Regions from separate parts of the Homo sapiens genome. Here region 1 is linked to region 2. The links are chromatin loops, found by intact Hi-C in ENCODE. Cell type or tissue: endothelial cell of umbilical vein. All regions are shown on one strand. Links, peaks and the distances in the headings refer to the core of each region. The heading gives the core; the rest is flanking DNA.

Region 1 (5,303 bases), core at 143-5,142, 460 kb after region 2:
TTTAGAGACTGGGTGAAAGCTAGGGATATGCTGATGAAAAAGTTACAGAAGACCCTGTCTGTAGGAAAACTTAGTAGGAAAGACTGACAAAATAGAGAGGCAATTATAACCAGTGCAACAAGTACTATGTCATGGTCAGGACGGTAGGGGACTCATGCAAGGAGCACTCCCCTACATTGAAGGCCAGAGAAGACATGAGATGCTGCGTCTGCGGGAAACCAAGATTGAGACACCAGGAGGGGCACGCCATGCAGTGGATCAATCATGGGCAAAGGCTTAGGCATGGAGGTGAACGAGGCCACTGAGGGAACTGTGAATGAGCTGCAAGTCATTTATTGTGGCTGGAAACTAACAAAGGAAGAGAAAGAGTGGGAGAAGATGGGTCTGAGCAAGTGAGCTGGGAGCAGATGATGAAGGCTCCCATGGACCAGGCTGAGGGCTGTGGCCTGGGAACAGTGACCTTCTGTACTTACTCCTAGCAAACATCCCCTGTCCTGCTGAGCGTGGATGGTAGCAGCAGGTTTGGTGCATTATTGTAGAGTTCAAGTTTTTAAACTAGGATAATAGTTTAATTCTTGCTACCACATAAGTCATTTTGAAGTTCTAACATAACCTCTTGACATGTCCTGAGGAATAAGCCAGGAAGATTGAACTATAGCTAGGCTCAAAGGTAAACTTGAAACTGGACCTAGGTGCCATCAAAAAAAGTTCTCACTGGTATCTTGAGGTTCTATATGAGAACTGACCAGACTTAAGTTCTGATGTTGCTTCAGTAAAGAGCCTCAAAACCTTTTTCCTGAAATGAGGAAATGCCAGAGATAAAAGCCAGCTCAAATTTGGCCAAGCAACACGTATTACTTCTATGGCTTGTGAACAGTGATCTCTCTACAAAATATAATCATAATTCATCTAGGGGAATTATCTTTCAGCAGGAAGTTAAAACTGCACATGTTTTAGTACACACTTTTTGAAGGAGGGATGGTGAGGAGAAGAAAAACAAAATAAAGGGAAAGAAAGGGAAGGAGAAAGGGAGGGAAGGAAGAAATTAAAAATGGAAAAAGAGAGTGTCTATCTGTGTTTGTATTAAATCATGGCCAGGTTGGAATAGCACAAGCATAATATTTGGACATTTTCTACAATCCTCAAAGAACAGAGAATACAACAGGGCATCCCTTCCTGCACCCCTGGGTTTAAGTGAAACTCACAAATGTCATAAGTAATCAAAGGGTCTCATTCCAAAAGACTTAAGTTGTTCTATCTACTGAAGGTGAGCTTGGAATATTCAGTTGGATTCCTCTGTTAGATCAGTTGGGAGGATTTATTGTAGTTATTGATGTGTCAGCTTATTTTGGAACTTACTATCCTCCACCGAATTCCTTTGAGTCAAAGGGAAGTGACACATTAACAGGAAGATGTCCTCTTGTAAATCTCTTTAAGCACAAACATGCTTTTCAAAAGGCTCATCACTCATGAACCTCTCACCATGTGGGTCAGTAACTATTTCAAAATAAATCTAATCAAAAATGCTTATCATCCTAAAATCATCTTCTATGAGAGATGGTCACAGAAATGACTCATATTGGACTTTTTTGATTGCCAAAAAAAAAAAAAAGTGAGAGACTCACTAAAATTGCCTCAGAAACAAGGTGTTTCTCATGTGGCTGTGCAGGGAAACAGGATATCAGGAAACTCACCCATGTGGAACCCAGACTTGGGAAAGCCACACATCTAGATTTATGGGGAAAAGGTGATTACAGGGAACTGGGACCAGATGATTCGAAGACCAGGTTAGCTCCTTCTGTTTTCTGTGGCAGGAATTTGCCAATAATTTTTCTAGAACTCTGCTATTAGGGTTCCCCTCCAAGTCCTCTCTGTATTTCCTTACTCTTGTTTTTCTGTTTCTTCTCCTGCTACCAGTATACTTCATAATTTCTTAAAAGAAAATCTGATTTGCCACTTCTATTACACAAGAATAATATTTTTAAAGCTCCTGCCTAGAAGAAAATTATATACCTAAACACACACACACACATATCAGTTAACAAAATATCCATTGCATGTAATAATCACAGCTAAGACTTCACATGTGTGAGCTTTTTTTGCAAAAAACTGCATGTAGCTTCCCCCATAAAATTGTGTAGAGAATAAACAAACAATTGAATGAATACCTTAGGAATCTCAGTGATTCTATAAACATGAAATTAAAGCTATTAACAATATTTTTCAAAAAAGAGCAAAAAGAGTGTAAACCCTACCTTCGAAGTCGCTATATGAGCCATGACAGAGGTTGGCCAAGCAGAAGTGGAGGTTGCCCTGTCCTGTTCTGCCCACTCACTAGACTGGAGAAAGCCCCACCCCTGAGCTCCCTGGGTACAGGCCACCTCAGTCCCAGCCTTAGCAATGCATAAATCATCGCAGGATGATGAGAGCTTGACAGCCACTCCTGATACCATAAACTTTAAAATGCTGAACCATTGAATCCCAAGGGTGTGTTATATTCCCAATAAAATCAGCACTATGCTTTAGAGGTTGTTAAATAACTGTCCCAAATGTGATTGCCTTTAGGCCTAAATTGTGCTGAATAGGTTACATCCAGTATTGGAGGGGGGCTGGTTTATAGTCTCTGGGAAGCATCCATCGAGGATGCACTAATACAGCCTTACAAGAGAGAGTGAGATTTGAATTGGCCAGGAGGGGAAGGAAGGGTATCCTAGGAAAAGGCATGGAAGGGGAAATAGGTCTTATGAGAATGTTGAGTGGGTGGAGACCATTCAATATGGTGAGGTTTGAATTAAAAGTGCTTTATGCAATCACATTGGAATCTGGCAGAGTCCAAATGTTAAAGGCCATTGAAAGTCAAATGGACGAATTTAGTCTTACTATGGTAAGCAACAGAGGGCCATTCTAGATGTCTGGACAAAATATCACATCTGTGTGAAGAAATTGTTAAGTGATCTCATAGCTCTACAATAAGTTGGTTTCTTGGGTAAACATCTAGAACTGGCTGAAGCCTAACGTTACTCTGACTCTCTTAAATGCGGAATCTTTTGCCTGCAATCTAGGGGGGGCATTTATATAATTTTCTGGGAAGCTCAAAACTATGAAAAAGAGTTAACTCACCTAAGAACAGTTTACATTTACAGTATGTTGGACCATGCCTAGCACAGAGTCTTAAGCAGAGAATTCCCTTAATGCATTTCTTTTCTTGTTCTGATAGAGTATTTAGAATTCAGAAATACTTATAATTGTGTCATTTGTTTGGTGTTACTAACAAAATTTTTGCAGTATTATATTTTTGATCATATGATGAGATATATATATGTAATAAGCTATGTTAATAGGTTGGATTTTATTTTAATGTGAAAAATTTTAATATGAAAAATTTAATATGAAAAATTGCTATGAAGAATTTAAAGGCTACTGAGAATGAGGAATCAGAGAAGGCCCTGGATTTTTCTAGTTAGGGAAAGAATAAGATTCTTAATCTCTGCCCTTCTGATTCTAAGTCATTAGAAATTGTCAGAAAGAAAAATAAAGATTCTGAAATAAAATCACAAAATGTATAGAGGCCTAAACACAATCTGGCCTCTGCCTGAGTCTTGTGACCTTGAGGCAGGGTAACTTCATGTTTTGAGAGTGGATTCTGGAACTGATCACGACCTGGGGACTCCTGGGGGCTGGTTTGTCCCTGAGGAAGAGGCCGTGGGAGAGAGCCTAGAGAGCTGTCATGAGGGGTCCAGGCCAGTTCACTGTGGAGCGCCCTGGGCTGAGCAGAGCTCCTGGGAGAAAGGCTCTCTGATGGCCCTCACACCTGCAAGACCATTGTGTCCTCAAGAGGGGATGACTCTGCGACTGTGGCAGCAACAGGCCCCAGGAGCTCAGCCCAAACCCTTGAACTCAGAAATGTCCATTGGCAATGGCTATAACAAATAGTGGTTGAAGAATGTTGCTTCAAGTGGGAGAAAGCGTGAATGACTTCCAGATACACCTGAGTGGCAGGAAACAACAGGGCTAGTTCCCTTGGATGTTCTTAAACACTAAGGGCATCACTTCTACATAATTTGAGTGTACAGGGAAGAAGATGAGAGAATGGGAGCAAATGATCTTGAATCGTTGCCAATCTGGTCAATGGGAAGTCTGGTGTTTCCTCCAGTCACTACGGGAGGCCATATTTTGAACCTCTTTTCATAATGTGAGGCAACCCATATATTAGGCAGCAAATAAACATTAATAATGTGCACTAGAGCCCATTTCATTGTGTCTCAGGAGTCCTGGGAACCCAGGAAGATAAACTCACTGGAAGAATAAATAAACAAAGATTGTGATAATGTCAATAGAGTTAATTGAATAGACTATGTGATGGGAAAATAAAGTACCAACCAAGATTTGCTGAAGGTATTTGAAAGTTCACTGCATTATTAGGACATGGAGAGTATTTACCCAACAGCCCTAATTGTCACGAATCTGTTTCTATGCATACTTGCATATAATGCTAGAATTTTCCCAGGAGTCATATCCTTTGATTTTTTACTAATTTATAATGAGTTTGAACCACTAAAAATCATTACAAATTCTTTCATTTTTACCGATGTGTAATGGGCTTGAACTTTTTAAGAGACTGCCTGGAAAAATATATATAGCTAATTATAAATTATCTACAGGCTGGTTATGCCTTTTGTGGATAGCTCCTTTCTTCTTTCCCGTCTTACATTCTTATCGTTTGCAAACTGATGCAAAGGTGAGCAATAAAATGTAGAGACCACAAAACATTTGTGCTTGAACTACAGTTTTCTAAAGACTTGTTAATAAGCCAGATTTACCCATGCCCCACCCCTACCCCCACCCCCACTACCTGCAGAGATTAGATATTGTGGCCTAGAAAACAGGGTCAGGATTCTGTGGTTTAAATACACACCCCAGGTAGATTCTGATGCAGGTGCTCCCAAGGCTGCACTTGGAAAAACGCAGCAAGATTTTTGATTAAATATCCTTAACAGTGATGCTACGAAGTATAGTGAGAAGACAAAGTAAGGGGTTACTTATCCTTATTTTTTCATAAGCATATGCATATCTTTATTATCTCCAAAAACCAGGTAGGAAAAACTGTTGCATGAAAAATGCAGTGGCTCCTAAAATGGTAAAGAGATGTGGGCTGAAGACTGAAACTTGAGCCTGCTCTTTCTGGGGCTTGTAACCTTACACAATATTAGCTTTGCACACGATAGAATGGCAAGCAAGTATAGATCATCTTATTTGGTTAAATCCAATGAAGCACTTCCAATTCTGCTCCAACGGCATGTGGT
Region 2 (5,303 bases), core at 114-5,113:
TGCCTGGGAAGGTTATTAGTTATTAGGTGATGGTAGCGGACTAGCCGACGGAGGGCAGGCAGGGGAGGGGGAGAGGACTTTACAGAAAAGGAATTCTCGGTCGAGCTCTGCCTGGAGATGACTGGCTTACACTTACTAAACCCAGCGGGTCACACAGAGAGGAAGCTCGGGGCCAATGTTGAGCTGGAAGGCAGACTGTGAGGGGCTGCCTTGCCCTGCCTGTGAAACCAGATCTGAGCAGCCGGAGGAAAGCCGCGGCATTTTCGGGTGCTAGGGGAGCAGAGGAGGCTTCCGGACCCCATCCAAGTTTTTATTGAGGGTAGAGGGGTGAATGTACCAGGATTGGAGTGGAATGGCACAGATGAAGTCACTCTCTTAAAACAAACCTTCCCCTTTAAAAGTCCAATCTGGGGCCACATTGGAGAAGCAGGGCATATTTATGAGTGACAGTCATTTTTACCTTTAGAAAATGTCTATAAGTGCACAGGCACCACATTCAAGACAGGGAAGAGCTACTTTGGGGGACAGTTGTCATTGAACCAGCAGTTACTTTTGGGACACTGACTTTTGCTCTCTGAAAGAAAAAAAAATAAATAAAACAACCAGTTTTGTTCTTTCTAAAGTTACTAAGAGCTCTCTGCCAAGGAACGCAACCTTGACAAAGTACTCTCAGATACTACGCTGAACTCACTCAATCCTTAAGAGGAAGAACTTTAATAAATAGATTCTAATCGTTGGCCCAGGACCACACTAACCTGTTGCTGAATAGCAATACCTGTCAAAAGTATGGGCCCATGGACTTGGAGCCAGGCTATTTTTATAGTTAAGTGACACAGATCCTTTGCATGCCTGCAAGCCCATGCACGTCAGGCACACAGATGTGTTAATACCGTGTTACTTTCATGGTAATGCCAGGCTAAAGAATTGCATCCTTTGCCAACTCCATTTGAAAGGAATGCCATTGTTTTGTTTGGTAGAGCATATGGCCAGTAAAGTATGTGCAGGGACTCCCAGCATTTTTGTTTAAAAGTTTGCCGCAGCAGTATAAACAATTAAGGCAACACTCAGAATTTCCAATCTGAAAACCTGTTGACTCAGATGTTCTGTTTTCAAGAAAACCATGAAAGACCAGGGCATCTTTCCGGGGGTGCAGATAGCCTGCTGGCTGTGTGGCTTCCCCTTGCAGGAGAAGCCCTGGTGTCCTACAAGCTTCCCAGTTTGGCTCTCTCACCAGAAGCCTCTCTCACTTAGGGAAGATCCTACTTTCTTTCCCTAAAGCTCTTTCTTAACCCAGCCCCAAAAGGCATGATCATTAGGACTTTATCTTCTGGAGCTTTTTGAGGAAGAAAGCTAGGTTGGAACTTTTCAAGTTGACACCCATTTTTTTTTCTCAACTTTTCATGGTGGGAAAAGGTAAAAAAGAAAATATTTACAATATTTGGCTGTGCATGTGAAACAGATTTCAGTGGTCTAGAGGGTTGCTTCCTGTCTTTGTATACCAACCTCCACACATGATGGATTCAATGACAGCTCGTATCCAGTTGCCTTTAACCATGTCATATGACTAAGTATACCTATGCCTTTGACCACTTTTAACCGCACTACCGTTACTAGCAATATGCCCCTCTTTCTGACTTACTGGACTTGTATAGCAAATCACTCTCTTAGCATTTAGAGATTTGGCAGTGAAAAAATTTGACCATTTACATTCTTTCTTATGTGTGGTCTTCCTTTCTGTGACAGTCTTCTCTCAGTTGTATGAGATCTTGTCATTTTTTTACTTCTCAGTTAGGTGTTTAGTTTGAAAAAAAATGAGCGACTTTTGAAAAAGCGATTCGTTGGACGTTCACATTGAGTCAAGTTTAAGATTTGTAATGGGAAACTCCTGGTTGACTTTACAACTTGACTTTGGATTCTTAGAAAACACTTATTACAATTGCTTATTTTTCTCTGAGGGATTTCACACATCAACTTCAAGTTGATTTAATGTAATTTCATGTATTTAATGATTGCTGTATGGACTGTCTACTCTTCAAGCAGAAAACCACGTGAGCATTTTGCTGCTGATTTTGCTAGTCCAGAAAAGACATTTATCATCCAAATGATTGTAGCAAATATATGAACATGAATAGAAAAGACCTATGTCTTGTTGCTTTTGGAATAATTCAACTTTAATAACATTCCAACTATGTGGAATGTCAAGAGTTTTTGGAGAATAGAAAAAGGAATGCATTTTTCTTTCCCTTATAACCATTTTGTGCAGCATAGAATCCAGACATTGTCACCCATGAGCATGCCACAGATGCAGACCCATAGCAGCCCCTTTCAACCTCAAGATTCTTCAATTTGAGGCTACGTTTAATTTTTGCCTTTTCTCTCCTTGATTGTTGGATAAAGCCAAGGCCTGGCTACAGAAGTAGAGAGCCTCCAAAAGCTGAAGTGCTGAGGACTCTTTTAACTGAGTTTGTCCCATCCTGTTTAGGTAGAAAGTGCTCAATTTTTGTAAAGTTGATGCGAGTTGTTATTGACTAAACAGCAGGGAATCACTCTAAGGCTCTCTGAAATGTATCCCAACAAACAAAAATTATTTTATTTTTATATATGTCACATCACCCAAGATTTCTCACCAAGGTTAGTGTGTTCTTTGCATGGCTGGCACAAAACCCTCAATGTTTTACCTTAAGGCCTACAGAGTTCTTCACAAGGAAAGATAGAAGGGATGGGTAAAGCCAAGCTATCACTATAAATGTCATGAAGCTAAATTCAGTGGCCTTTTCAGCTGATGCAGCTTATTTTTATTTTATTTTGACTCATGACAGTAGGTGGTCAATCAATGCATAATAATAATGTACCTCTAAGTCTCCATATGCTGTCAAACCTGGATGTGGGTTCTGGTAATTAGCTTAGCAATTGATAGCACTTGTTGTAGAAAGAATAGGGAAAGAAAGACAAATGACACACCAAGAAATGGATGTGCTCACGTAGCCTAGGTGTTGTTAAGCGCAACACATAAGTCTACCCCTTGGAGGATACTATGTATGGAAGATTTGAGTTAGAAGTTTGCACTGCCCAGACAGGGATCCAAGAAGCTTTGCTTGGATGACCATTTTCCCCACCCCAAGAAAGCCATCTCAAAATGAAGCTGACTCCCACCATTCCAATCCCACCTTCCGAACTTTTCTGTGAATCACCCCTCCTTTAGGGATGCCTTTAGGGGTTACACGCTCTCTTCCGTGAATAATGGGGAAGAGCGGCCACAAGAGGGCGCGTTCCAAAGACTTTTGCTCCTTGTCAGTGTATCCAGGGAAAGGCAGTTGCGCGTACTGGAAGCCCCTGTCTGTAGCGCCCTAATCTTGGTGATTATCAGTTACCGCCTGCTCCCTCTCATCCTGCAGAAAAAGTTAGGAATTTATGAGATGGGAGAAGCATGACTACCTGTAATACATTAAATGAGACAGAAGGAAAGGAAATGGAAATTCTAGTGATACATGTGAACATTCCGGAGCTCTATGGAAGGCAGACGAGTGATAAATTTCAAAAGCAAACAAAGCGGAGCAGGGAGAAATGTGACTATGAATCATCAGCGATACTGATTTGCTCACAAGTCTCTCCCTAATACGGTCTCCCGGGTCGTAACAAAAACATCTTCCATCTCCCCTGATTTTGTTGCCTAGTTTTCCTGCCTTATCAACAGTTTCCACCAGCGACAAATGACAAGTGACTTCAAACAGGGAGGAAAAAGGTTCTTTCTGTAATGCCTTGTGGGAACATGGTGTTCGGCTTCTGAGGATGCGTTTGTTTCCGAACTGAGGGTGTGGAGAGAAATGGTGGGAAAGATGGGAAAAGAGATTAATAGTGGTCTGCGGCCTGTGCAGTGGATGGACTGGGCTGGGGGTGGTGGAGATGCCAGGGTGGAAAGTCCGTTGTAATATTTAAAGAACTGCAGTAATACCTTCCCAGGCACTTTTCTTGAAAACACATATTTGTCTTGGCCCCTCTTCTGCTAAAAAATACTTGCACGTGATCTCCTAGCTGTAGTTCTGAATTCTTCGTACTCGACTGGTTCCTAAGTCCAAAATGAGAAGTGCCAAAGTTCTCAGGAACTTTGGAAGAAGTCTCTGAAATTTTGTGGGTTAAACCTTAAGAATTTTTGCTACTTGTAGGAACCTAAAACCCCTTTCTCCCAAAATATTTAACCTTTTTCATCACCACTTTAATGGAAGAGGCATGGATGATGGACGTTTGTGCCAGGGCATTTATAAATCAATAATGGACCCTAAGGAGGGAAATTAAAGCTAAAAAATTAATCAAGATAATTTATGGCCAAACCTATAGTTCTACTGCAGGAAAGATCCTCTACTGTAGGTCAAAGGAGGAATAACCTTAAGACCTCACTTGCTGCTTTCTGCAGAAACCCCTGGAAGCAGTCCAAATGCAAAGTTAGGGCTTCAGAGAATGCACCCTGTAAATGGTAGTTGTGTATACCCTTACCATTGACTATACCATATCTAGGCACAGTGAAATCTTGATGAAGAATGGAAAATTAAAGGAACAGACGCTTTTTACAGGGAGGCTTCCCCCAGCCCCCATCCCATGGTAAGTTTAAATGTGTTCTATAAACAACGAGGCTTTCCACATTCACATTAGAGACATAACTATTGCCCATATGTAAAAGAGCAACATATTTTAAGCAGGACCCTGGTGAGGAAAACAAAACCAAATCGAAACACTGCATGTGTGTGTTGCTTATTTAACTGAAAATGTTCATAGACCCACAAATCTGAGATGCTGGACTTTTGGATGAGTCCAGCATTTTGCATCTTAGTGTAGGGGGAGGGAACAACAAGGGGCTTAGTTGCTTAACCCTTGCCATGCCTTCATGATTGACTTATTCAAAACATTTTTAAAATTCTGAAAGCAAAGGAAAATGTGCTGCAAACACCCTTCCAGCTATCTTTCCTTCCAGCTTACACAGTCTCTCCTCTGTCCAATCCTTCCCACCCAGCAGCATTTCAGAGGTATTCCCTGTGAGGTACAAAATTTCTCTTTGCCCATTTTTCTGCACCTCTTTTTCTCTCTCTTTGGTATGTGTCCACCAAGCTCATAGAGGTTTAAGTGATGAAATATTATCACCCACATGGGTTTGCGTGGGACTTTCTTAGTGAATTACTCAGGCAGAGCAGGCTGTGATACAGCCTTGCTCACAAGCCTCGGGAGGGAAAAAATAGCACAGAGGATGAAAAGAATATTATTAGAGAGCAGGTAATGAAAGGTTCGCAAAGCAACCAGCTATATCTGGTTAG

What was found. Peaks named below come from ENCODE experiments on the same cell type or tissue, not always from the same donor. Only the 100,000 strongest peaks of a DNase experiment are listed, where the experiment ranks them.
Region 1: it touches region 2 in a loop (3-fold over the local background); 7 of 110 quality-filtered maps call a loop at or near these places.

Annotation. Positions count from the first base shown.
Region 1 is chr7:41,235,306-41,240,608 of GRCh38, reverse strand. No RefSeq gene overlaps it. Among named protein-coding and RNA genes, the nearest start is that of LINC01449, 140 kb to the right of the region's middle. In endothelial cell of umbilical vein, for the core only: no CTCF peak of the experiment used is centred there; no DNase peak of the experiment used is centred there.
Region 2 is chr7:41,694,578-41,699,880 of GRCh38, reverse strand. All of the region lies in intron 2 of INHBA (inhibin subunit beta A), which reads left to right. All of the region lies in intron 1 of INHBA-AS1 (INHBA antisense RNA 1), which reads right to left. Among named protein-coding and RNA genes, the nearest start is that of INHBA-AS1, 3.3 kb to the right of the region's middle. In endothelial cell of umbilical vein, for the core only: a CTCF peak has its summit at 3,232 (motif pointing right); DNase peaks (open chromatin) are centred at 230, 980, 1,550 and 3,490; H3K4me3 peaks cover 3,371 bases; H3K27ac peaks cover 4,391 bases.